Regions from separate parts of the Homo sapiens genome. Here region 1 is linked to region 2. A link is an interaction called in ENCODE POLR2A ChIA-PET data of the cell type or tissue named here. Cell type or tissue: OCI-LY7. All regions are shown on one strand. Each heading gives the region's core, and the rest is flanking DNA. Links, peaks and the distances in the headings are about the cores only.

The links. Peaks named below come from ENCODE experiments on the same cell type or tissue, not always from the same donor. Only the 100,000 strongest peaks of a DNase experiment are listed, where the experiment ranks them.
Region 1: POLR2A ChIA-PET joins it to region 2 with 5 read pairs; 2 of 35 experiments call an interaction of 5 or more read pairs at or near these places.

What each region holds. Positions count from the first base shown.
Region 1 is chr3:128,710,016-128,726,489 of GRCh38, reverse strand. LOC124900558 (small nucleolar RNA SNORA24) reads left to right here and starts at 11,785; the gene lies at 11,785-11,919. It overlaps RAB7A (RAB7A, member RAS oncogene family), which reads right to left and starts at 307. Exons shown (of 6, transcript NM_004637.6): 1 at 131-307. RefSeq lists silencers at 1-173, 7,277-7,477 and enhancers at 1-424, 454-583. In OCI-LY7, for the core only: no CTCF peak of the experiment used is centred there; a DNase peak (open chromatin) is centred at 11,189.
Region 2 is chr3:127,732,373-127,740,372 of GRCh38, reverse strand. All of the region lies in intron 3 of MGLL (monoglyceride lipase), which reads left to right. Among named protein-coding and RNA genes, the nearest start is that of ABTB1, 63 kb to the right of the region's middle. RefSeq lists enhancers at 1,836-2,398, 5,509-5,568, 5,460-6,375. In OCI-LY7, for the core only: no CTCF peak of the experiment used is centred there; DNase peaks (open chromatin) are centred at 3,892, 4,212, 6,392, 7,132 and 3 weaker places; H3K4me3 peaks cover 4,833 bases; H3K27ac peaks cover 5,663 bases.

The sequences.
Region 1 (16,474 bases), core at 3,864-11,863, 980 kb before region 2:
TGTGCCCGCGTGGCCAGGGCTGGGACTGGAGCCTGCCCAGGAGGACAGGGAGGACGCGAGGCCCTGGCGACCGAGGGGCTGAGGGGGGGGATGGGGCCAGGCCGCCGGCCGGGCTGGGCCCGCTGCTTACCGCGGCCGCTGCGCTGGGGGCTCCGGGCCGGGCGCGTCGCGAGGGCTCCCGCCGAGGAGGAGACTAAACGGAGGACAGAAGCGAGAAGGTCCAAGTTCTGGTTCCAGGGAACTCTCCCGAGCTCTCCAAGCCGCCAACTCCGCCGCTGCCGCCGCCTCAGGCTTTATGGCCAAGACTCCAGGCCCGCTCCCACTTCCGCCACCGCCGCCGCCCCGAGCGGAAGTACCTGTCACGAGACGCTCGACGCCAGGGTGCGGGGGAGGAGCCCCGCCTCAACCTTGCGTCACGTTCCGGCTGCCTCGGGACTGAGCCTGGATCTCGTGCTACAAACATGTCTGCCCCCAAATGGTTGTCCCCATCTTTGAGGCTCATACAAGGAGCAGGACGGCGCCATGTTGGACCCACAGACAGATTCCCTCAGCCATCCCTCCTTACTCCAGAATAAATAATGCCACCGAAGAGGGGACAAGGGGTAAACTGGCCATTCCAGTTGTGTCCTTCTTCGAAAGGCATCATTTATCCTTACTTTAATTACTTAACCAAAAATTATTATCACCATTTTACAAATAAGGAACTGAGACTCAGTATATCATGTCACTTGGTCTAGCTCAACACAGAAACTGGTGGAGCGAGGTTTTGAACCAAGATCTGTCTGATGCCAATATGTGTTATCGTTCTAGTAGACTGCAAATGACTACAGCAATTGTGTGGCTCGGTGATAGAGACAGGAGAAATAGGCACTTTGTCTGGCAGAGGAGACAGCCCAAGAAAATGGAAAATGAGCTAAAGCCTCTCTGAACTTAGTATTAGAGAAGATGTGATAAAGATGGACCGGGTAGAACTCTTCTTGTAAGCACAGAGCAGCCTCCCAAGCACCAGCCCCATCCGAACACATCAGGATCCACTCAGAATTTTTGCCTCCATCTTCAACAATGCCCTCTCATAGTCTTTTCTTATTTTGGTTCATGCAAGCTCCATTCTTTCAATTGTTCCATCCAAAAACCTTGCAATTGTTACAGTAAGTAGTCAGACCTGAGCAGGGCAGGAGAGGGGCCACTCCCCGACCAGCAATGTGAGGCAACCATGACGTGGTTGTCAGGTTAAGCTGTCTCTCTAAAATAATAATTGGTTGCAGCCAGACCAGAGAAAGGCAGTCTCCCAATAGATAAAAACACCTAAAACTGGTGATCAGCAGCTTCCCGATAAGATCTCAGGAGTTGAGGGGTCTGGGGAAAAAAAAAATCTCAAAAGCTAGGCAAGCAGTCTCAACCCTGAGATGGTACAATGTCTGGGGTTTCCCCTACTTTTTCAACCAAAATTGGCTCTTTCCCCAAAACCCTCACCACCTATTCTCCTGTTTTCTCTATGTGTATTCTGAAATGGCCTTGCACACTGCAGAACCATCCGCCTCTGGGGTAAGTCCACTCTTTCTCTGCTTTCACTTTGCATGTGCCCAGGAGTTCAAGACCAGCTTGGGCAACATAACAAGACTGTCTCTTCCAAAAGATAAACAAAAAAGAAAAGAGAAGGCACACATCTACATCAGACCTCTGCAGTTGTACTTCTCTCTACCTGGAAAGCTCTTCCTCCAGGTATCTGCTTGGCCACTCCCTCACTTTCCTCTGGTCTTGACTTTAAAGTAACCTTTTCAGTGAAATAGCCTTCCCTATTTAAAACTGAAGTCCCTCTCCCTGTCACCACAATACAAACACAAAAATTGACATCTCCCTACTGCTTTTCTCCTCTGTTTTTTCTTTTTTATTTTCTTTTTCTTTTTTTTTTTTTTGAGAAAAGTTCTTGCTCTGTTGCCCATGCTGGAGTGCAGTGGCATAATCAGGGCTTACTGCAGCCTTGAACTTCTGGGCTCAAGTGATCCTCCTGTCTCAGCCTCCTGAGTAGCTGAGACCACAGGCGTGCACCACTATGGCTGGCTAATTTTTTTTTTTTTTTTGTAAAGAGAAGTTTTCACTATGTTACCCAGGCAGTCTTGAACTCCTGGTGTCAAGTAATGGTGTCAAGTAATCCTCCCGACTCAGCCTCCCAAAGTTTTTCCTCTTATACTACTCACTTATTTGCATATTGTCTGTCTTCCCCACTAGAATGGCAGCTCCACAAGGCAGCTATTTTTGTCTGTCTCATTCACTGCGATATCCCTGATTCTTGAAACAGTGTTGGGGTACAGTAGGTGCTCAATGTGTACAATTTGCAGAGTATTCAGGGGAATGAAAACTGAAAATAGTTTCAAAGGCCAAGAGTTATGATAATTCCACCCCGTTAGGCAGCCAATCAAAATGCTAGGTTTGAAGGTAAAGTAGCAACTGGGAATGCAGTAGTCCTCATCCCCAGGTTTGGCAGGGCTGACTGCAGGATTTGAGCATCTGAGTCCTAGAACCAATCCACCACAAATAGCAAGGGACAATTATACCAGAAAAGGCAGAGCACAAAAATAAAATGGGACATGTGGGCCCCAGCCTTCTAAGAAGCCTTCTGAGAAGGCTATTCAGATGCAAACATGGACTATTTCCTATGGGAAAGAAAGGACAACTTAGAAGAAACCCATGAGCCAAGAGGATAGAGCCAGGAGCTGCAGATAATCATTCCCAAGGAGCAGGAGGGGACTCGAATCAAGGAACTGGCATCACGTGCCTCGCTGATTTCAGAATTACTATGACCCAGTGGCAGCTGTCGCTCCTGTTTTTTCCCCTTTTGAACAAAAGTGTCTACTATGCTTATCTTCTTCTTGCCAACTCTGTATGCTGGGTCCGTGGACAGCAGATAACATCTCTAGCTCACAGGCCTTCAGAGGAACAGTGCTCAGAGCCGTTCTTAAGGAATTATATCTGAGGAACCTCATCCACATCTGGACCCAATTTACATGGCAAGATCCATTATGAGCCAGTGATGTATTGGGATTGAGACTTTTAGGGTTCTTGGGGGAGTTAAGTAGAGCAGGGCCTCCAGTAACATCATTTCAATTATAACATTGATGAGAAAAAATTGATTCCTGGCTGGGGCCCCTGTCTGTGTAGTTTACACTCTTTCCCCATGTCTGAGTTTTCCTTGGTTCCTCTGGTTTCCTCCCACATCCCAAAGATGTGCCCTTTAGGTGAATTGGCTTGTCTGAATTGTCCCAGTCTCTGTGTGTGTGTGTGTGTGTGTGTGTGCACGTGCGCACACGTGTACACAATGGGCTGGCATCCTGTGCAGGGTTGGTTCCTGTCCTGAGCTGCCAGGATAGACTGGCCACCTGTGACCCTGAGATGGAATAATTGGATAAATAATTATCTTGCTCATTTTCATTAATCTGTCTTAAATATATATATAGTTCACATTTACTTTAATATTTAATATTAGAAGTGTTTTGGTCTTTACCAGCCTGACCAACATGGTGAAACCCCGTCTCTACTAAAAATACAAAAATTAGCCGGGCGCTGTGGCACGTGCCTGAAATCCCAGCCCAAATCCAAGGGACATCTTGGCTTTAGCACAACCTACTCTCTTGGGAACTAATCAATTCCTGTGAGAACTCATCCAGCCTCACCAGAGCCAGAACTCACTCACTCACTCACTACCTAGAATGGCACCAAACTATTCATGAGGGAACCCCCCCACAACTCAAATACCCCCAACTAGGCCCCACCTCCCAAATCTCCACACTGAGGAATCACATTTCTTTTTTTTTTTTTTTTTTTTGAGACAGAGTTTTGCTCTGTCGCCTAGGCTGGAGTGCAGAGGTGCTATCAGCTCATTGCAGCCTCCACCCACTGGGTTCAAGCAATTCTCGTGCCTCAGCCACCCGAGCAGCTGGAAGTACAGGCGTGCACCACCATGCCCAAATAATTTTTGTATTTTTAGTAGAGATGGAGTTTCACCAAGTTGGCCAGGCCCATATTGAACTTCTGGCCTCAAGTGATCTGCCCCCCTCAGCCTCCCAAAGTGCTGGGATTACAGGCGTGAGAGCCACCACTCTCAGCCTGCCTGGATCACATTTCTTTTTTTTTTTTTGGAGGGGGCAGAGTCTCGCTTTGTTGCCCAGGCTGGAGTGCAGTGGAGCAATCTTGGCTCACTGCAACCTCCATCTATGAGGTTCAAGTGATTATTGTGCCTCAGCCTCCCGAGTGACTGGGATTACAGGCACCTGCCACCATGCCCAGCTAATTTTTGAATTTTTAGTAGAGACGGGGTTCGCCGTGTTGGACAGGCTGGGCTCAAACTCCTGAGTTCAAGTAATCTGCTCTCCTCAGCCTCCTAAAGTGCTGGGATTACAGGTGTGAGCCATTGCACCTGGCCTGGGATCACATTTCAATATAAGATTTTGGGGGCACGAACACATCATATCCAAAGCACAGCAGGTATGTTGGAGGAGATTAGGAGTGAGAAGTTCAGTTCTGGAAATGCTGAGACAGAGGACTTCCGTGAAACATCCAAGTGGAGATGGGGAGGAGGCAGTTAGACATTTTGGGCTGAGGCAGAGATGGGAGTTGGGTTTCTGGGTCCTTCAGGGTAGCCTCAGCTGAAAATAGAAATTTAAGAGTAGATGGAAATGAAAGTAACGGGTGTTAACAGGATTGCCCATGGAGAAAGTGGACAAGTACATCCTTCTTTCAACAAACGATTTACTGAGAATCTCCTATATGCTAGGCTTTTTGTTAGGTTCTAAGGACACAAGGAAAACAAGGCCATTGATATCAAGAGCCTTACTACTTAGTGTGGTACACAATGTACAAACGTACACACACACACACGTCCCTGCACAATTTTCATTCAAATTTCTATCAATAGGGAACTGGTAAAAAAGGTATGGTACATCTTGACAATGAAATACTGTGCAACTATAAAAAAGCAATAAGATAATTCTCTATATATTGGTATGGAAGGATCTCCAAGAGATATTGTTACATGATAAAACCAGATGCAGAAGAGTATCGGGGAACCTGCCCCCGATAGTCACATAGGTTTTTTTCTATTTTCCCTAAGCATCGGCCAGGTTGAGAAATAAAGGGACAGAGTACAAAAGAGAGAAATGTTAAAGCTGGGCGTCCGGGGGAGACATCACATGTTGGTAGGTTCCGTGATGCCCCACAAGCCGCAAAACCAGCAATTTTTTATTAGGGACTTTCAAAAGGGGAGGGAATGTACGAATAAGGTGTGGGTCACAGATATCATGTACTTCACAAGGTAGTAAGTATCACAAAGCAGATGGAGGCAGGGCAAGATCACAGGACCACAGGACCGGGGGCAAAATTAAAATTGCTAATGAAGTTTTAGGCACCATTGTCATTGATAACATCTTATCAGGAGACAGCGTTTGAGAGCAATCGGTCTGACCAAAATTTATCAGGCAGGAATTTCCTCATCCTAATAAGCCTGGGAGCGCTATGGGAGACTGGGGATTATTTCATCCCTACAGTTTCGACGACAGAAGACGGCCACACCCAAGGGGGCCATTTTAGAGACCCACCCTCAGGGGCACATTCTCTTTCTCAGGGATGTTCCTTGCTGGGAGAAAGAATTCAGCGATATTTCTCCCATTTGCTTTTGAAAGAAGAGAAATATGGCTCTGTTCTGCCTGGCTCACCAGCAGTCAGAGTTTAAGGTTATCTCTCTTATTCCCTGAACATTGCTTTTATCCTGCTCTTTTTTCAAGGAGCCCAGATTTCATATTGTTCAAACACACATGCTCTATAATTTGTGCACTTAACGCAATTATCGCAGGGTCCTGAGGCAACATGCATTCTCCTTGGTTTAGGAGATGACAGGATTAAGAGATTAAAGTAAAGACAGGCATAGGAAATCACAAGGGTATTGATTGGGGAAGTGATAAGTGTCCATGAAATCTTCACAGTTTATGTTTAGAGACTGCAGTAAAGACAGGCATAAGAAATTATAAAAGTATTAATTTGGGGAACTAATAAATGTCCATGAAATCTTCACAATCCACGTTCTTCTGCCATGGTTTCAGCCAGTCCCACTGGGGTCCCTGACTTCCCGCAACAGAAGAGTATATATCATATGCTTTAAAAGGTAAAGAATAAGAACATCCTTCGGCAACTAATAAAAGTGGTTACCTGGTATATCAATTAAAATCAGAGAAGTAGAAGCACTGTGAGTGATTAGAATGAGGAATTAATGGAAGGGGCTAGACCTTATCGATTTGTGGGAGTTGGTAGAAAGTCTACACAGGCTGTTCCTTCTGTGTCTGGTGTTGAGCCCAACGTCAGTCACTACAGGTCAGTTAGACCAGCATTCAGGAATAAAAGCTGGATGTGGATAAGAATAATGACACACTGGGGCCAAGGAGGATAAAAAGAGCCACCCATGAGGACCAACTGGGAGCCATATCTGTCTCTCATCACTTCTAAGTTCAGTGCCATGAATGGGTGAGCAGCAGCAGAACCCAACACCTTTCATCCAGAGCTACACACACACTTAGGCCAGGATTCAGAGAAGCCAAAGGAGGAGATCTGGTGGGGGCTGTAGGAGATGCACTTCTGGGTTGGCACCCTTTGCCAACAAGTCTAGTTACACAATGAATAAGCTGCCCCAGTGCTTGGCATGCTGCATGACCTTCAGAGTACAAAAAATATTGGCCAGGCACAGTGGCTCACGCCTGTAATCCCAGCACTTTGGGAGGCCGAGGCAGGCAGATCACGAGGTCAGGAGATCGAGACCATCCTGGCTAACATGGTGAAACCCCGTCTCTACTAAAAATACAAAAAATTAGCCAGGTGTGGTGGCACGCACCTGTAGTCCAAGCTACTTGGGAGGCTGAGGCAGGGGAATCACTTGAACCCAGGAGGCAGAGATTGCAGTGAGCCAAGATCATGCCACTGCACTCCAGCCTGGGCGACAGAGAAAGACTCCATCTCAAAACAACAACAACAACAACAAATTGGCCAGGCACGGTGGCTCATGCCTGTAATCCCAGCACTTTGGGAGGCTAAGGCAGGTGGATCACCTGAGGCCAGGAGTTCAAGACCAGCCTGGCCAACATGGCGAAACCCCGTCTCTATTAAAAAATACAAAAAATTGCCAGGCGCGGTGGCTCACGCCTGTAATCCCAACACTTTGGGAGGCTGAGGCGGGCAGATCACGAAGTCAGGAGATAGAGACCATCCTGGCTAACACGGTGAAACCCTGTCTCTACTAAAAATACAAAAAATTAGCCAGACGTGGTGGTAGGCTCCTGTAATCCCAGCTACTTGGTAGGCTGAGATAGGAGAATCGCTTGAAACCAGGAAGTGGAGGTTGCAGTGAGCCGAGATTGCACCACTACACTTCAGCGTGGGTGACAGAGAGAGACTCTGTCTCAAAAAAAAAAAAAACAAAAAAAAATCACTGCTGTTAGAGAAGAGAATTCTGGTAAATGGTAAATGTAGCTTAATTGACACAGCACAAAACCACTACACTATTCCTGATGATGGGACAGGAAAGGGAGCTGGGTTTTTCTGTGGACATCAGTTTATATATGTTTAAGTTTTAACCATGATATTTCATTAACTATCAAATGTTTCAATTTTTTAAAAAAAATCCATAATGTGATCAATGAGATGCAGACAATAAAACAGTGTTACAGAACAGTGATGGAGGTGGAAGTGAGGAGAGGTGACTTAGACATAGGTGGTCAGAAAGTCCTCTCTGAGGAGGTGCCTTTTTTCTGGAGACAGAATCTTACTATGGTCCCCGGACTGGAGTGCAGTGCTATTCACAGGCACAATTACAGTGCACTGCTGCCTCAAACTCCTGGCCTGTAGCTCTCCGTCCTCCTGTCTCAGCCTCCAAGTAGCTGGGACAACAGGCATGTGTCATTGCACCCCACTGGAGGTAACATTTGAGCAGAGACCTGCTGACATGGAGCCAGCCTTTTGAGAATACCTGAGCAGAAAATGTTACAGGTGGAAGGAATAGCAAGGGTAGAAGCTTTGTGCAGAAAAAGGTGTCCTGCTCAAGGAACAAGGAAGCCAGCGTGGTTGGAGCAGAGTGAGCGAAGGAGAGAGTAGAAACAGTTGAGGTGGGAGCAATGTGCAAACCTAGGTCATATAGGGTCTCACAGGTCATAGCAAGGCCTTGCAAATTTATAGCATGTGTGATGAGAAACCCTGTGGAACATTTTAAGCCAGGGGGTGGGGAGTATGTGTGTTTGTGTGTGTGTGTGTGTGTGTGTGTGTGTGTGTGCGTGTGTGTGTGTGTGATGTGTCTTCCTTCACAGGTTGTTTGTACAGCAGAGCCTTTTCTGGCCACCGCCCTTTTCTCCTCTTTTCCCACAGTGAACCCATGACTCTCTGGCTGTTTATTTATCATCGAAACTGGGGGGGTCTTTCAGGGCCAGGACCTGCTCTGGTCTACTTTGATGTCCCCAGCACCCTACTGGGCATTGACAAATGTTAACACATAGTTGAGCAATTTAAAGCAGAGAAAAATATTGAATTATTCTGACATAGCTTTGCATGATTTATAAAGTTCTCTGGATTTTGCTACCTTATTACTTTGTATGTATTTATTTATTTATTTTTGGGACAGAGGCTTACTCTGTCACCCAGGTTGGAGTGCAGTACTGTGATCATAGCTCATCGCAGCCTCAACCTCCTGGGCTCAAGTAATCCTCCCGTCTAAGCCTCCCGAGTACCTGGAACCACAGGTGCACCACTGTGCCTGGTTAATTTTTTTTGTTTTTTTGGTAGAGATAGGGTCTCACTGTGTGACCCAGCCTGGACTCAAACTCCTGTCTTCAAGCAATTCTCCTGCCTTAACTTCCCAAGTAGCTGGGACTACTGGCACGTGCCACCACACCGAGCTAATTTTTAAATACTTGTAGAGATAAGGTCTCACTATGTTGCCCAGGCCGGTCTCTAATCCTTGGGCTCAAGTGATCCTCCCACCTTGGCCTCCCAAATTGCTGGGATTACAGGTGTGAGCCACTGTGTCTAGCCAGGTTTTGCTGCTTTAAAGTGGACAATTTTATCCAAGGTTTCCTTCTTGGCAGTTTTTATTAATCCAGAAGTCACCAGCTGGCTGTCCCAACATGCCGCACTATAGTCTTTCATCCTTGGTAACTTCTGGTCCCCAGCACCCAGTCTGAGCTCCTGTGTCAGTGCAATTCTCTTGAGCTCTCTGGGCCCCAGTATCCTCACTTCCCATAGTGGTGATATGGTCAGGCTCAGTGGCTCACTCCCAGCACTTTGGGAGGCCAAGGCGGGCAGATCACTTGAGGTCAGAAGTTCGAGATCAGCCTGGCCAACATGGTGAATACAGTCTCTACTAAAAATACAAAAAATAAGGCCAGGCATGGTGGCTCACACCTGTAATCTGAGCACTTTGGGAGGCCAAGGTGGGTGGATCACTAGGTCAGGAGTTCGAGACCAGCCAGGCCAACATGGCGAAACCCTGTCTCTACTAAAAATAGAAAAGTTAGCCAGGTGTGATGGTGCACACCTGTAGTCCCAGCTACTTGGGAGGCTGAGCCAGGAGAATCAATTGAACCCGGGAGGCAGAGGTTGCAGTGAGCCGAGATTGCGCCACTGCACTCCAGCCTGGACAACAAAGTGAGAATCCGTCTAAAAAAAAAAAAAAACCAAAAATTAGCCAGGTATGATGGCACAGGCCTGTAATCCCAGCTACTCAGAAGGCTGAGGCACAAGAATCTCTTGAACCTGGGAGGCAGAGGTTGCAGTGAGCCGCGATCACACCACTACACCCGGCCTGGGCAACAGAGCAAGACTGTGTCTCAAAAATAAAAAAATAAAATAAAATAAAATAATAAAATGGGCCAGGCGTGATGGCTTACTCCTGTAATTCCAGCACTTTGGGAGGCCAAGGTGGGCAGATTACCTGAGGTCAGGAGTTTGAGACAAGCCTGGCCAACATGGCGAAACCCCGTCTCTACTAAAAATACAAAAGTTAGCCTGGCATGATGCACGCCTGTAGTCCCAGCTACTCGGGAGGCTGAGGCATAAGAATCAATTGAACCCTGGAGGTGGAGGTTGCAGTGAGCTGAGATTGTGCACTCCAGCCTGGGCAACAAAGTGAAACTCCGTCTAAAAAAAAAAAAAAACACCAAAAATTAGCCAGGTGTGATGGCACAGGCCTGTAATCCCAGCTACTTGGAAGGCTGAAGCATGAGAATCACTTGAACCCATGAGGTGGAGGTTGCAGTGAGCCCAGATCATGCCACTGCACCCAGCCTGGGCAACATAGCAAGGCTCTGTCTCAAAAATAAAATAATAAAATAATAAAATGGGGCAGGTGCAATGGCTCACGCCTGTAATCCCAGCACTTTGGAGGGCCAAGGTGGGCAGATCACCTGAGGTCAGGAGTTCAAGACCAGCCTGGCCAACATGGCAAAATCCCATCTCTACTAAAAATACAAAAAAAAAAAAAAAAATTAGCCAGGTGTGGCACCCGCCTGTAGTCCCAGCTACTTGGGAGGCTGAGGCAGACTAATCACTTGAACCTGAGAGGCAGAGGTTGCACTGAGCCAAGGTCACACCACTGCACTCCAGCCTGGGTGACAGAGCGAGATTCCTTCTTAAAAATATATAAATAAATAAATAAATAATAAAATGGTGATGATAAACCCTACCTCTGAGTTCTTGTGAGAATCAGATGTGAAAATGATTTATAAAGCACTCCTTCAGCCAGACACAGTGGCACATACCTGTAGTCCCAGCTACTCCAGAGGCTGAGGCAGGAGGATCACTTGAGCCCAGGAGTTTGAGTCCATCCTGGGCAACATAGCAAGACTCCATCTCTTAAAAAAACAACTTAAAAACAAATAAATAAAGTTCTCCTTTACATTACAAGAGAATGACTGACATTACATGTCAGTTGCCAGGTGAGATAAATCTCATGTGGTAGCTTGAGGCACTTTTCTATTAGGTGCTATAAAGGAAGTAAAGGTTTGTCCATTCATTTATTCAAAAGCAATCAATTTTTAGCTTCCAGAGTATGACCACAGGGACACAGAGATGAACCAGTGCACCAGGAGCTCCCAGTTCTATGTATGTGGCTGGGGGAACACCCACAGGAAGACAACCGCACATCACACTAGCACGTAATCTCCCATCCTTCCTCTTCCTTGTGCCACACTAGCCACAGCTGCTTTTTAGAGCCTTCCTGCACACAGGCTGCATTGCACCCCTCTGCCCACAGTGACTCTTTTGGAAGAGGGCACTTGACCACATCCAGGGCACTCAGGGCCAATAACACTCAATGGATCTGTTTTAGGATGGAAGGAGCATGAAGAAAGATTAAAGCATGTCTAGAATTGTTGGGGACTTCCTGTCACCTTGAGAGAACCTGAGAACCTGAGAACCTGAGAGTGAAGCTGTCTTTGGCCGTGCCTGCTGCTATAACAAAATACCTTAGACAGGGTCATTTATAAACAATAGAAATTTATTACTCAGAGTTCTGGTGCCTGAGAAGTCCAAGATCAAAGCACTGGAAGATTCAGTGTCTGGTGAGGGCTTGCTCTTTGCTTCCAAAATGGTGCATTCTGTCTGAGTCTTCCCATGGCAGAGGGAGTGGGAGGGATGATCAGGTTCCCTCAAGCCCTTTTGTAAGGCCACTGGTCTCTTTCATGAGGGTAGAGCCCTAATCACCTCCCAAAGGGCACACCCCTTAATACCATCATTTTGATGGTTAAGTTCCAACATAGTCTCCATGTGTCTTTGGAACCTGTCAGCTGTGGCAGTTGCCCTTCCTAGCCATGGAAGAGTAAGTATATTCTTGTTTATTGGCAAAGCTGTCACCATTTCATTGGTATCAGATTCTGACTTGCACAAGTAACATTCTTCACCATTAAAAACCTAGAGGCTGCTGGGTTATTGGGCAAACTTTTCCAAACTATTGTTCAAATGTTTCTAGAAAAAAAAAAAAAAGTTTCCAACATAGGAATTTTGGGAAGGGGCACCAACATTCAGTCGATAGCAGAAGCCAAGTCAAAATAAGAGGAAAACAGGCTGGGTGCAGTGGCTCATGCCTGTAATCCCAGCACTTTGGGAGGCCGAGGCAGGTGGATCACCTGAGGTCAGGAGTTCGAGACCAGCCTGACCAACATGGAGAAACCCCGTCTCTACTAAAAATACAAAATTAGCCAGGCATCGGGGTGCATGCCTCTAATCCCAGCTATTCAGGAGGCTGAGGCAGGAGAATCGTTTGAACCTGGGAGGCAGAAGTTGCAGTGAGCCGAGATCATGCCATTGCACTCCAACCTGGGTGACAAGAGCGAAACTCCATCTCAAAAAAAAAAGTGGGGGGGGAGGGGGCGATGAGACCCTATCTCAAAATAGAGGAAAACGAGGAAATGAAGAGGGACTTGTCTAAGTGATGCAATTTTGGGCACCTGTATTTAGCCATGCCAGAAGCCATCTGCTCCCCTCCCTGTCCCTCTTGGTCCCCAACCCCACTTTTAGGCCTTTACCACTTGCTTAATGGAAAGTCACAGCCGCACCCAGGGGCTGCCTCAGAGTGGACTCAGAGGCTTTGGCTTCCCCAGTGACTGCCCAGATGAGCCAGGTAATATAACCCAGAAATGTGGGGAGTGAACTTTCCTATGAGTAAACTCTGACCAGCAAGACAGGATTCAGAAAGGAACTGAGGGGTAAAATCTCTACTTTACCTCTTCTCAGTAGACTGTTGAGCATGACCTCCCTGGAGATGTCGCATGGGACTAGGTTATCAGAATTTGCAAATACAAATACTTATGTTAAAACATTATTTGCGTTCATCTGAAATTCAAATTTAATCAGGCATCCTTTTTTTGATCTGGCAGCCCAAACCCAACGACCATGTTTGCTGAGACTCTGTGGCCAGTTTGGTGACACGCGACCTTGTCTTTGCTTTTCCTCCTGCACTCTGTTCTTTACTCCTCTCTTTCCTTTACTCTTGCTGCCCTGGGATTGAATCCCATAAGATTATAGCACGTTAAGCTTGTTCTCTGGCTCTTTTTCTAGAGGGCAAACAAAGAAAGGCAAGCCAAATCAGGTAGGATTTCTGTCACTTGCATCTGAAGAATCCTTAAAACAAAAATGTAGCCTCAGTTCCCCCTCCTGTGGGATAAGGATGACTATTTCTGCCCCATTGACAGCCTTGGATGGATGGTGCTATTGTTTGGATATTTGTTCCCTTCAAATCTCATGTTGAAATGTAATCTGCAGCATTGGAGGTGGGGCCTGATTGGGGTGTTTGGGTCATGGAGGTGGATCCTTCATGAATGGTTTGGTGCCCTCCTTGTAATGAATGAGTTATCGCTCCAAGTTCACATGAGATCTGGTTGTTTAAAAGAATGTGGCACCTCCCCGCTTCCTCTCTCTTGCTCTCAATCTCACCATGTGACATTCCTGCTCCCCCCTGGCCTTCTGCAACAATTGGGAGCATCCTGAGGCCCTCAGCAGAAGCAGATGCTGGCACCACGCTTCCTGTACAGCCTGCAGAACCGTGAGCCAATTACCCAGACTCAGGTATTCCTTTATAGTGATGCAAATGGAGTGACACAGATGGGAAGATCAAATGGCCTGAGGAAGGACAGGCGGTAACACCAGGACCAATGGGCCACTCTAGTGGGCTTGAGCCCCAGCACTGCCTCCTGCCACACTGAGCTCATGAGGCTGCTAGGAAATGGGGCTGCTTGCCCTGCTGTGGCTGTGGGTTCCTTCTGTGTTCTCTCAGTGGGATGATGTCTCCCCTGGCTCCGCTTCACCAGACCACAGCACCTGCCTGCTTCAGACCTTGCCAGTCAGATTAACAAGCACCAGGGAGACCAAGAGGACTGGGGCACTGCCTTTACCCTGCCACTCTTTCTACAGCGTGGACTGCAGCCCTCCATGCTGACAGGGTTGTGGGAGGCTCGGCCTGTCTTTACCTAACGAACGCTTGCCTCTCCCTGAGTGCGCCTGCAATTCCCTTTGCCTAGAATGACCCTAACATGGCCTTCAAGGCCCTGCACTATCTGGCCTTTATCCATCTTTCATTTATTTATTCAGTCAACAAACACAGCTTGGGCAGACTGTGTGGCAGGCACTGTTCTAGGCACTGTCTACCAAGAGACAGCAGTGAACAAAACACAGACAGAAATCCCTGCCTTCATGGGACTTACAGTCTAGTGGCAGAGACAGAAAATAAAGCATGTACGTAAGAGAAATACATAGCATAATAGGCAATAAGAAGTGTGATGGGGAAAAATAAAGCAGGAATGACAGGTGGGGACACACCCTGGCCCCATCTAACCTCAGTCTCTCCCCAGTCAACCCATTCCCACCATGCTGGCCTTCTTCCTGTCTCAAGAGCACCAAGCTCCTTCCCACCTTGGGGCCTTTGTGCCTCTAGTTCCTCTGTCTAGGAAAGTCTCCTCCTTCCCCTTCCCTAATGCAAAGATTGTTGCATGGCTGGATTCTTCTTACCATTGGGGTCTCAGCTCAAGTGACACTCCAGGGAGGCCCTGCTGGATCATCTGGTCCAGTGCCTTTTCCCAGTTATTCTTTATCCCATTACCTGTTACACTGGTATGTTTTCTCCATGTCACCACTTTGAGAACTGCTCCTCTGTACTTTATGTATTTACATGCTCAGTGTTTCTGCCCCTAGAATTTCAGCACCATGAGAGTGGAGGACTTTGTCTGTCTGGTTTGCTGCTGCCCCTCCAATGCCTGGAACATAGTAGGTGCTCAGTGAGTAGTTACTGAGTTACTGACACAGTTATTGCTCTTTTGTCCTCCCCCCACCCCCACCCCAAGTTCATTTTCTTTCACCTAAAGAACTCCTACTTTTCCTTTAAGACTAGTCTAGCAAGAGACCGGGCGCGGTGGCTCATGCCTGTATTTCCAGCACTTTGGGAGGCCGGGGTGGGCAGATCACAACATGGTAAAACCCCTTTTTACAAAAAATACAAAAGTTAGCCAGGCGTGGTGGCACACACCTGTAATTCCAGCTGCTCAGGAGGCTGAGGTGGGAGGATGGCTTGAGCCTGGGAGGCAGAGGTAGCAGTGAGTCAAGAACACGCCACTTCTCCACTCCAGCCTAGGCGATAGAGCCAGACCTTGCCTCAAAAACAAAAACAAACAAACAAACAAAAAGACTATCTAGCAGAGAGACACCAGTAAAGACTACAATACTGTATTAATTAAGGTAACCCTAGCTGCTATAACAAATAGGCCTTCAAAGGAATTACGTCTCAGACATAATTGAAGCAGGTGGCTTTCCTCTATACATTGATCCTGGGTGCTGGGCTCTGTCCACCTTGTGGCAGCACCATTCCTAAGAATCTTGTCATTGCCCAAATACAGCTGGTAGCAGGACATTGACAGTGTGTAGACGACACACCCGCTTCTTAAAGGCCTTGGTGTGGAAGTGACACATGTGGGTTCTGCTCACATTCCTTTGGCAAGAGCCAGTAGTATGACCACCTAGATGTAAGAGGCAGTGGGAAATGAGGTGCCAGCTGGACAGCTGCTTTCCAGCAACATCCACATGCTGTAGAAGAGGGAGAATAAACTGTGCTTGAGAAACTGTATTTCTGGGCCAGTTGCGGTGGCTCACGCCTGTAATCCCTGAACTTTGGGAGGCCCAGGTGGGCGGATCACTTGAGGTCAGGAGTTGGAGACCAGCCTGGCCAATGTGGTGAAACCCCATCTCTACTAAAAATAGAAAAAATTAGCTATGCGTGGTGGCAGGCACCTGTAATCCCAGCTACTCAGGAGGCTGAGGCCAGAAGAATCACTTGAACCCGGGAGGTGGAGGTTGCAGTGAGCAGAGATCACTCCACTGCACTCCAGCCTGAGTGACAGAGCAAGACTCCATCTCAAAAAAAAAAAAAAAGTAATTGTATTTCTGCCTCGGCCACAAATACAGTGTCTCTGCTGCAAATACAGTGTGGTAAAGGAAGCAAAGGAGCTAGGATGACCCAGTAGAGGCACTTAATATAGCCAGAAAGTTAGAGTAGTCAAGCAGGGCTTTCCTGAGGAGACAGTGCTGAGGTGGCTCATGAAGGGTAAGAATCTGTTGGGCAAAGGAAGAGGAAGGTTGTTGCCAGCAAAGGGACCACCATGTGCGGAGGTTTGGTGAAAAGAGAGCATGTCATAAATCGTCCCAGAAAGTGCTGATATATTTATTGCCAAAGGGACAGAGTTAGAGTGAAGGAAGCAGGAACAGCAAAGAAACCCAAGCAGAAAGATCAGGTCATGCCAGGTGGTGAAAGCCTGGACTCGAATGTTTAAGAGGGACTTTTCCTGTTTTCCTGGTATTGACGATGGAGATCCAAAATTTATGACAAATAGTGCTGTGGACCTCACGCTTAAGGATGATTCAAAGACTCTGTTGAGATTGGGGCAAGAACATGCCCCAGGTATGTACA
Region 2 (8,000 bases), core at 1-8,000:
AGACAAAAAGTCAGTGGTGGTTGCCAGGGGGTGGGGGCAGGGAAGACAGAGTTGCTGAACAAGGACCGCGTTTCAGCTGGGGAGGATGGCAGGGTTCGAAGCTGGATGGTGCTGGTAGCTGCATGTCTGTGTGAACGAGCTTCATGCCACAAGTGGTGACTTCGGACAGTGAAGGCGGTCAATTTAGGTTATGCACATTTACCACAAGTTTTTAAAAAGAGAACTAGGAGACTTGACCTTAAAACTGGATTTCTAGCTTATCTTGAACATTTGGAAGACTGGGCCACGCTGGACCCACATTCCTGTGCGGCCTGGACCTGCTGAGGCCAGGGCTTCCCCACTCAGAGCTGCCTGCTGGCCCGCAGGCCTCTGAGCGGGCTCCCACACAGGCAAGGGGACTCGCTGTGTGTGTGTCTGGCCCCAGGCCCACACCTGCATTTTATGAGTCTCTATACGTGCTTCACCTAGACACTGGCCAGCATACAGCAAGTGCTTAGCAAAGGTGCACTGGGGGCTGGCTGCATGCACACTTGGAGGATGGTAGAAAGCATCTCCAGGAACCCCCAAAGCCTCAAAGAAGCAGCACAGTACCACTGGTCCACACCCCTGCGTGGCATCCAGTTGTCCATGTAAGAGTTCCATGAATGAAATCTCAGGCCTGCTGCTCCATCCCAAAGCCCTCCATAAGGTCACCAGCATGGCCGGTTTGCAGTATAATCTTCCAGAGCTTTCTCTCTGCTTTGATATCACGTATGAGCCAAAGGAAACAGTAGTATTTTGTGGGTTTTTAAAAGCATCAGTGGTGAGCTACGTAGGCGTCATTCAGCAATTTAAGCTTTTTCTATCCACAGTGGCTCTTGGAGGTCTTCCCAGGCCAGTTCATACAGTTCACGTTGGCAAGTTATTGAAAGGAGACCAAACTAATAATACTTAATTATTTCTGGTTGGCAGGAGTGGTTTGACTTTTAGTTCTTATTTCTACAACCAATATTTACTGCCCACTTACTCTGTGTCTTACTGCTCTAAGCACTTTATAGCAATTATCTCAGTTAAACTCACTAACAAGCCAGAGAGGTGGGGACTTTCACTACCCTCAATTTGCAAAGGAGGTGACTGAGCCTCAAAGAAGTTGAACCCCCCACAAGAGGCCTCCCTGTGGTGGATCCGGATTTGATCTGAAGAAGTCTCATTCTGGGGTCTTTGCACTCAGCGGCCACTTGAGGCTTTTCGGGATTTTTCCCAGATAGCTCCCTTGAACATGTTTTACTTTTGCAATCAGAGCAGAGATGCAGTGTGTATCATTTAAGATGCAGGCAAATGGACACAGGCATTTCCTTCATTCCACCTGGTGCCTCCTGAATTGAAGGCATCTTCAATGCTGCCTACTAGAAATTTCTGCGATGGTGGACATGTTCTACCTCTGCCCATCCTGCGTGGAAGCCACTGGTTGCGTGTGGCCGTAGGGCATTGGTAAGACTACAGAACTGAGTTTTTCTGCTTTTTCATTTTAACTGATGTAAATGTAAGCATAGCTGGCCTGTGCGGCTGGTGCAGATTGGGACCGCTTCTTTATACAGTCACACTGTCAGTTGGCATCCAGGGACTCTGTGCCCTGCTGCAGAAGCCCCTCACACCACCCTGCCGCTTGGTACTCAGGAGTGCTCACTCCTACAGGGGCTGGACTGGCCTTCTCCCCCATGCTGGAAGCTGAGCAGTGTGCCCAGATGGAGAGGGCCAGATAATCCCTTTCTAACCTCTCTGCAGGCAGGCCCAAGGAGTGGGACCCAGGCTGCAGGGTGCTCCAGCCTGGCAGATGGCTCCTGCCCAGGACCTCCTTCTGCCTGTCCATGGTTGTGAGCAACCCAGGGCTGAGTGGGTGCTGAACACCAGAAGCCTGACCAGCCTCCACCCTTCCACCAGCAGCTCCTTGGGAGGTAGAATTGTGATTCCAGAAACAAGGCCTCCCAAGGCGTGGCTTGCTCCTGTGTTTGCTGGAGGAATCAACAAGAAAGATCTAGGTTACCATTTCCTGCTTCCAGGAACCAAGAACACATTTTTTTTTTTTTTTTAAAGAGACAGAATCTCACTCTGTCACCCAGGCTGGAGTGCAGTGGTGAAATCACGGCTCCCTGCAGCCTCAACTTCCCGGGCTCAAGCGATCCTCCTGCCTCAGCTTCCCGAATAGCTGGAACTACAGGCATGTGCCACCACACCTGGCTAATTTTTTGTATTTTTTGTACAGGTGGGGTTTCACCATGTTGTCCAGGCTGGTCTCAAACTCCTGGTTTAAGCCATCTGCCCACCTTGGCCTCCCAAAGTGCTGGGATTACAGGTCTGAGCCACTGCGCCTAGCCACACGAGCACTTCTTACGTTATTCTTACTTAGATAATATTACCATGTGCCATATGTGAATGCATAATTAATGCCCGTTTTAAGAAGGAGTTGATGGGCGGTGGCTCATGCCTATAATCCAGACTAGGGCAGGGGATCACCTGCGGTCAGAAGTTCGAGACTAGCCTGACCAACATGGTGAAACCCCATCTCTACTAAATACAAAAAATTAGCCAGGTGTGGTGGTGCATGCCTGTAATCCCAGCTACTTGGGAGGCTGAGGCAGGAGAGTTGCTTCAACCCGGGAGGTGGAGGTTGCAGTGAGCCAAGATTGCGCCATTGCACTCCAGCCTGGGCAAGAAGAGCAAAACCCTGTCTCACAAAAAAAAAAAAAAAAAAAAAAAAAAAAAGAAGCAGTTGATGATTTCACTGTGTCCTGGAGGTGGCCAGTGATGTCCTGGAATTGCAAATGACCCGGGCAGATGTTCCAGTGCGGAGAATACAGGGCCGCTTTGGTCTGCAGCCTCAATTTTCATAATGACCCTTATCATGGCAGTGGGCATTTATTGAGTGCTTCCTGTGTGCCCCGCTCTGTGCTAGCCATCATCCATTCCCTCCCTCACTAATTCTCACAGCACCTTCTGACGTGGGCTTGTGAGTGCCCCTTATTGCAGGTGACGAGGCTGAGCCTTCAGGAAGTGAAGTCACTGCCCAAGGTCACACAGAGGTGACCTCCACCTTACTACAGTCACACATCAGAGGGTGCTGTGAGGATTAGTGAGGGAGGGAATGGATGGTGGCTAGCACAGAGCAGGGCACACAGGAAGCACTCAATAAATGCTCACTGCTATGATAAGGGTCATTATGAAAATTGAGGCTACAGACCAAAGTGGCCCTGTATTCTCCTCACTGGAACATCTGCCCAGGTCATTTGTAATTACTGGCCACCTCCAGGATACAGTGCTACTGGCCTTAGCCTCCTCATCTTCCAACTGGTAGATGGTGACTCTTCCCTCCCAGCTTGGGTTATTATTAAACAAGAGGAGGGCCGGGCGCAGTGGCTCATGCCTGTAATCCCTGCACTTTGGGAGGCCGAGGCAGGTGGATCATTTGAGGTCAGGAGTTCTAGACCAGCCTGGCCAACAAGGTGAAACCCTGTCTCTACAAAAAATACAAAAATTAGCCAGGCGTGGTGACATGCGCTTGTGGTCCCAGTTACTCGGGAAGCTGAGGCAGGAGGATCATTGGAGCCCAGGAGGTCGAGGCTGCAGTGAGCCGAGATTGCACCACTGCACTCCAGCCTGGGTGACAGAGTGAGACCCTGTCTCAAAAAATAAAAATACACAAATAAATAAATAAACAAACAAGAGGAGTAGCAGGCCTGATGGCCTGGCATGGGGCCAGGCATACCGCAAGTGCTTAACAAATGAGGCTCTTTTCTCTTTGCCTTCATTACATCTTAGCTGAATTCAAATTTGGAATAGTGCTTATTCATTCATTAAACCCAGGTGAAAGGAGCCCTTCCCCTCACCCAGCCCTGCCTGGGCAGGGATGCATGAAGCTGAAGTCTCCAGGGCAGCGGAGCCATTTCTCACGTGTTCTCTCTAGGACCAGACTCATTTACTCTTTGTGACTCATTACTCTTTTTCGCTGACCCAACTCCTGCCTTTTCTGGAAGCTCTGGGATCCTGACTTCAGCTGTTTTTAGTTGCTTATCACCCAGGCTTTCTAAAAGTTTCACTTCTTGTTAAAAAATATAGTATCTCACATCCTAGAGTAATGAACGTCCATTTTTTTAAAGCAATTTGCTTTTCCTCATGCAATCTTCTTTGTTTTTTAAAGTGATACTTAACAATAATTTCAGCAGAAGTGAAACTTGGGTTGCCAGGTGTCTGTACTTTTATTAGGTTTGACTGACCCTGAGCTCCAAACAATGGAACTAGCACTGTTTGGGAACTTCTGTAATCTCACAGAGGACAACAGATCTAACTGAATGTTTTCAAGGGAAAATAAAAAGGTCTGTTCCATGTTAAACCTGGGAGCTTTTAGCGTGAAGGAACTGAGCCGAAAGATGGTTTAACGCTTGCACTCTAAGAGAGCCAGGATTCTAACTGAAGGTGCAGACCAGCTGCCCCATCTCTTTGCAGAGCTGAACAGGAGAAAATCCTTGTAAGTGGGAGAGATGCAGACTAGATTCAGAAGGATCTTCCCCTGGAAGGATGCGAGCACCAAGAGAATGCCAGAATTTATACATTTTTCTCCTCTGAAACCATACAAAGGGAGGGAATGGGAGAAGGCGGGGAGCGAGCACGTGCTGGAAACCCACCTTTTGCCAGGTATGTTCAGCTGTTTCATTTATTCCCCCAACAACTTGATGAGTAGACAGGAGGTGACTGGAGGTAACTACAATCTTGGAATTTGTGTTTCATTCTCTTGCTTTTTTATTTTATGTGTTTATCACATAAGTATGAGTCTCTAAAAATATGTATATTTGCTTTTGCTTGTTTTCTTAACATTATAAAATGGAGTCATACTTACTCAGTCTTCTGTGATTTGCTTTCTTCACTTTGTGTTTCTTTTCTAAGACTCATCAGTGCTGCTTTGTGCAGCTCTAGTTTATTTGCTTTTCACTACTGTGTGATAATCCATTTGCCACAATGTATCCATTCTCTAGTTATAACAACGGGGCTGCTATGAACAGTCCGATTCCTGTGTCTAAGAGCTTCTCTTGGACATATATCCTGGTGTGGAATTGCTGAGTTGTAAAGTAAGGAAATTCAACCTTACCGGATACCAAATTGTTTTCCCAAGGGGGTTGTACTAGTTTCTCTCCCTCCTGTTGTAGCATATATGAGTTTATGACTTCCTTTAGATCTAAAAATGGGGACTAAGGCAATTCTTCCTTTCTGCTCCTAAAACAAAGGCTTGTTCCACTCTGGTGTTCATCAACAAATGACTTTAATTCTTCCTTTGGGTCTGAATGAGCCAAGACTCCCACGTCGGGCTCCTCCGGGTCTGTTGTGTGGTTCTTGAGGCTAGAGGCCCCACAGTGATCGTCTGTCTTATTGCCCTGACCACACATTCTGTAAGATTCCTCCTTTCTGATGCTGGCTGACTTCCTGTGGGTTGGCCAGGAATGCAGGGCAGACACCCAAATTGTAAGGGAAGGAAGTGTCTGTCCTCCTCACAGTCAGGGGCTCCCATCTCTCCAGAGCCTCAGCCCGTGTGCCTGCCATGACTGGCTGGCTTAGTCACCTGAGGAGAGATGACCAGGAAAATCCAGAGAGAAGGCATTTGCTGGGCTGAGGGGAATAAACTGCCTGTGGAAAGGTGGATTGGTCCTTGGATCTCTTCACCTGGGGGCTGTCAAGTTGGGACAGAGCCAAGATAAGAGCCCTTTTTCAAATGTGTTCTTTCATCTTTTAATGGAGTTGGTTTCTTTGGCAGGCTAGCAAATCCTGCAGGGCCCCTGTGCAGCCACTCTGGAGGGTCAGGGAGACACTCTGTGGTTGGCACCTGCGAAGGAGCAGGGGTGAGAAATGAGGAGAAATGTCTGTCTGTGCCGAACCCCCAGTGGAGAGCGTGTGGGCTCAGAGTTAGGGTAAATGAAGGCACGGGCGCACTGCAGACCCCTGATGGGAGAGGCAGTGGGCGATGCTTCCATGGTGAAATGGAATACTGGGAGCCAGGTGCCCTGGCGCCTCATGGCAACGCCTCCTTACTCTAGGCCGGCCTCGCTGGCATTCCTCTTTGAGCTGATGAGGGACCAGACCAGTCCCAGGTTAGCACCTGGATCCACTTTCCTGCATTTTGGGTAACACATGTTGCGTCTTTCCTCTGGTTATGAAAGTGAGACCCGGTCAAGGTAGATTCAAGGGAAAGCAGCGCTGCATCAAGGCAGCCATGGATCCCACAGGGTTAAGGGGGTGGGCTCCAGAATTAGACTCCTTAGACCAACCCGGCTCCACCACAGGAAAGGCTCCAGCAGGGTTTTCTACTTCAGACCTGGGCCTCCTGCTCTGCAAGGAACGCCCACTTTCCTCTGCAGGGCCACAACGCTCTACGCTGTACGATTGGGAGGCAGGCTGGAGGGGCTCGGCTGCCCTGCCCTCTTTACTGGGCTCTTTAGTGACTTGCTCCACGTCAGCACACCCACCCAGGTGCAGCTGCGCACCCAGCCACTCCATCCCTCTGCTCAGAGGCAAAGCTTCTCCCTCTGAACCCTGGAAGTCAGAGCGATGGCTGCATAGGGTCCTTTCTACCCAGGGAGGCATGGAGTTGGTGGATGAAGCTTTTGACAAGACTTTTCTATAATGATCTTGTGGAGACAGTGATATAATGAGGCCATTTTTTAAAAAATGCAAACATCCCTCTTGTGCCTAAAACTCTCCTCAGCCTCCCCTCTCTCTAGGTAGAGGCCAGCATCCTTACCATGGTCTCAGGCCACGTCCTCCCAAGACAGTGACACCTCTCCTCCCATCCAGTGGTCTGCATCTGCCTTGCCTCCCAGGCCTGAATCCCCCTCACTCTTGTTACCAGAAAGGGGTCCTGATCCAGACCCCAAGAGAGGGTTCCTGGATCTTAAGCAAGAAGGAATTTAGAGGGAGTCCATAGAGTAACATGAAAGCGAGTTTATTAGGAAAGTAGAGGAATGAAAGAATGGCTACCCCATAGACAGAGCAGCCTGAGGGCTGGTGGGTGCCCATTTTTATGGCTATTTCTTGATGATATGCTAAACAAGGGGTGGATTATTCATGCTTCCCCTTTTTAGACTATACTGGGTAACTTCCTGACGTTGCCATGGCATCTGTAAACTGTCATGGCGCTGTTGAGACTGTAGCAGTGAGGACAACCAGAGGTCACCGTTGTTGCCATCTTGGTTTTGGTGGGTTTTAGCCGGCTTCTTTACTGCAACCGGTTTTATCAGCAAGGTCTTTATGGCCTGTATCTTGTGCCAAGCTCCTATCTCACCCTGTGACTTAGAATACCTCAACCGTCTGGGAATGCAGCCCAGTAGCTCTCAGCCTCATTTTACCCAGCCCCCGTTCAAGATGGAGTTGCTCTGGTTCAAACGCCTCTGGCACTCTCACCCTCCTTCCACCCACCGCTCCTCCCAGCTCTGCTCAGACAGCCCTGGGCTGGAAAAGTCACTGAACCTCCTGAGACCCAGTCATGGTGTCCGTCAGTGCACTCGGTGGCCTCATAGACATGAGGTCTCCAGTGGACATTGGCTGCCATTTGTTGTGGTTACTTCCAGGGTTAGCCTCTGCCCAGCCCTTCTGTTCCTATTGTATCCCACACTTAGAAATTTGTGAAGTCTTCAGAAGAACATTTCCCAGTGGCCTCCCTGTTTGCACATCTGCAGGTGCTGGTGAGTGTGAACCACCTGTCCCTGCCTGACACGGAACCAGATCCTTCTCAGGACTCACCTGGGGTGAGCAGCTCTAGGCACAAGCCCTGGGGTCTGGGCGTGTAGGGAAGATGCCAGCCCTGTGTTTTCACACAGCGGGTTCTTTATCTTGTTAAGAAGGCTTTTCTTTCCCTCCTCAATCTTCAGTCCCCTGCTTCCTGCTGTGTTTTGCCCTGAGCTGTGAGAGTGACAACCCTGAGTCTGGAGTTCACACCCTGTACTCAAGTCCCTCCCTGTGGCTCACCTACTGGGGGCTGA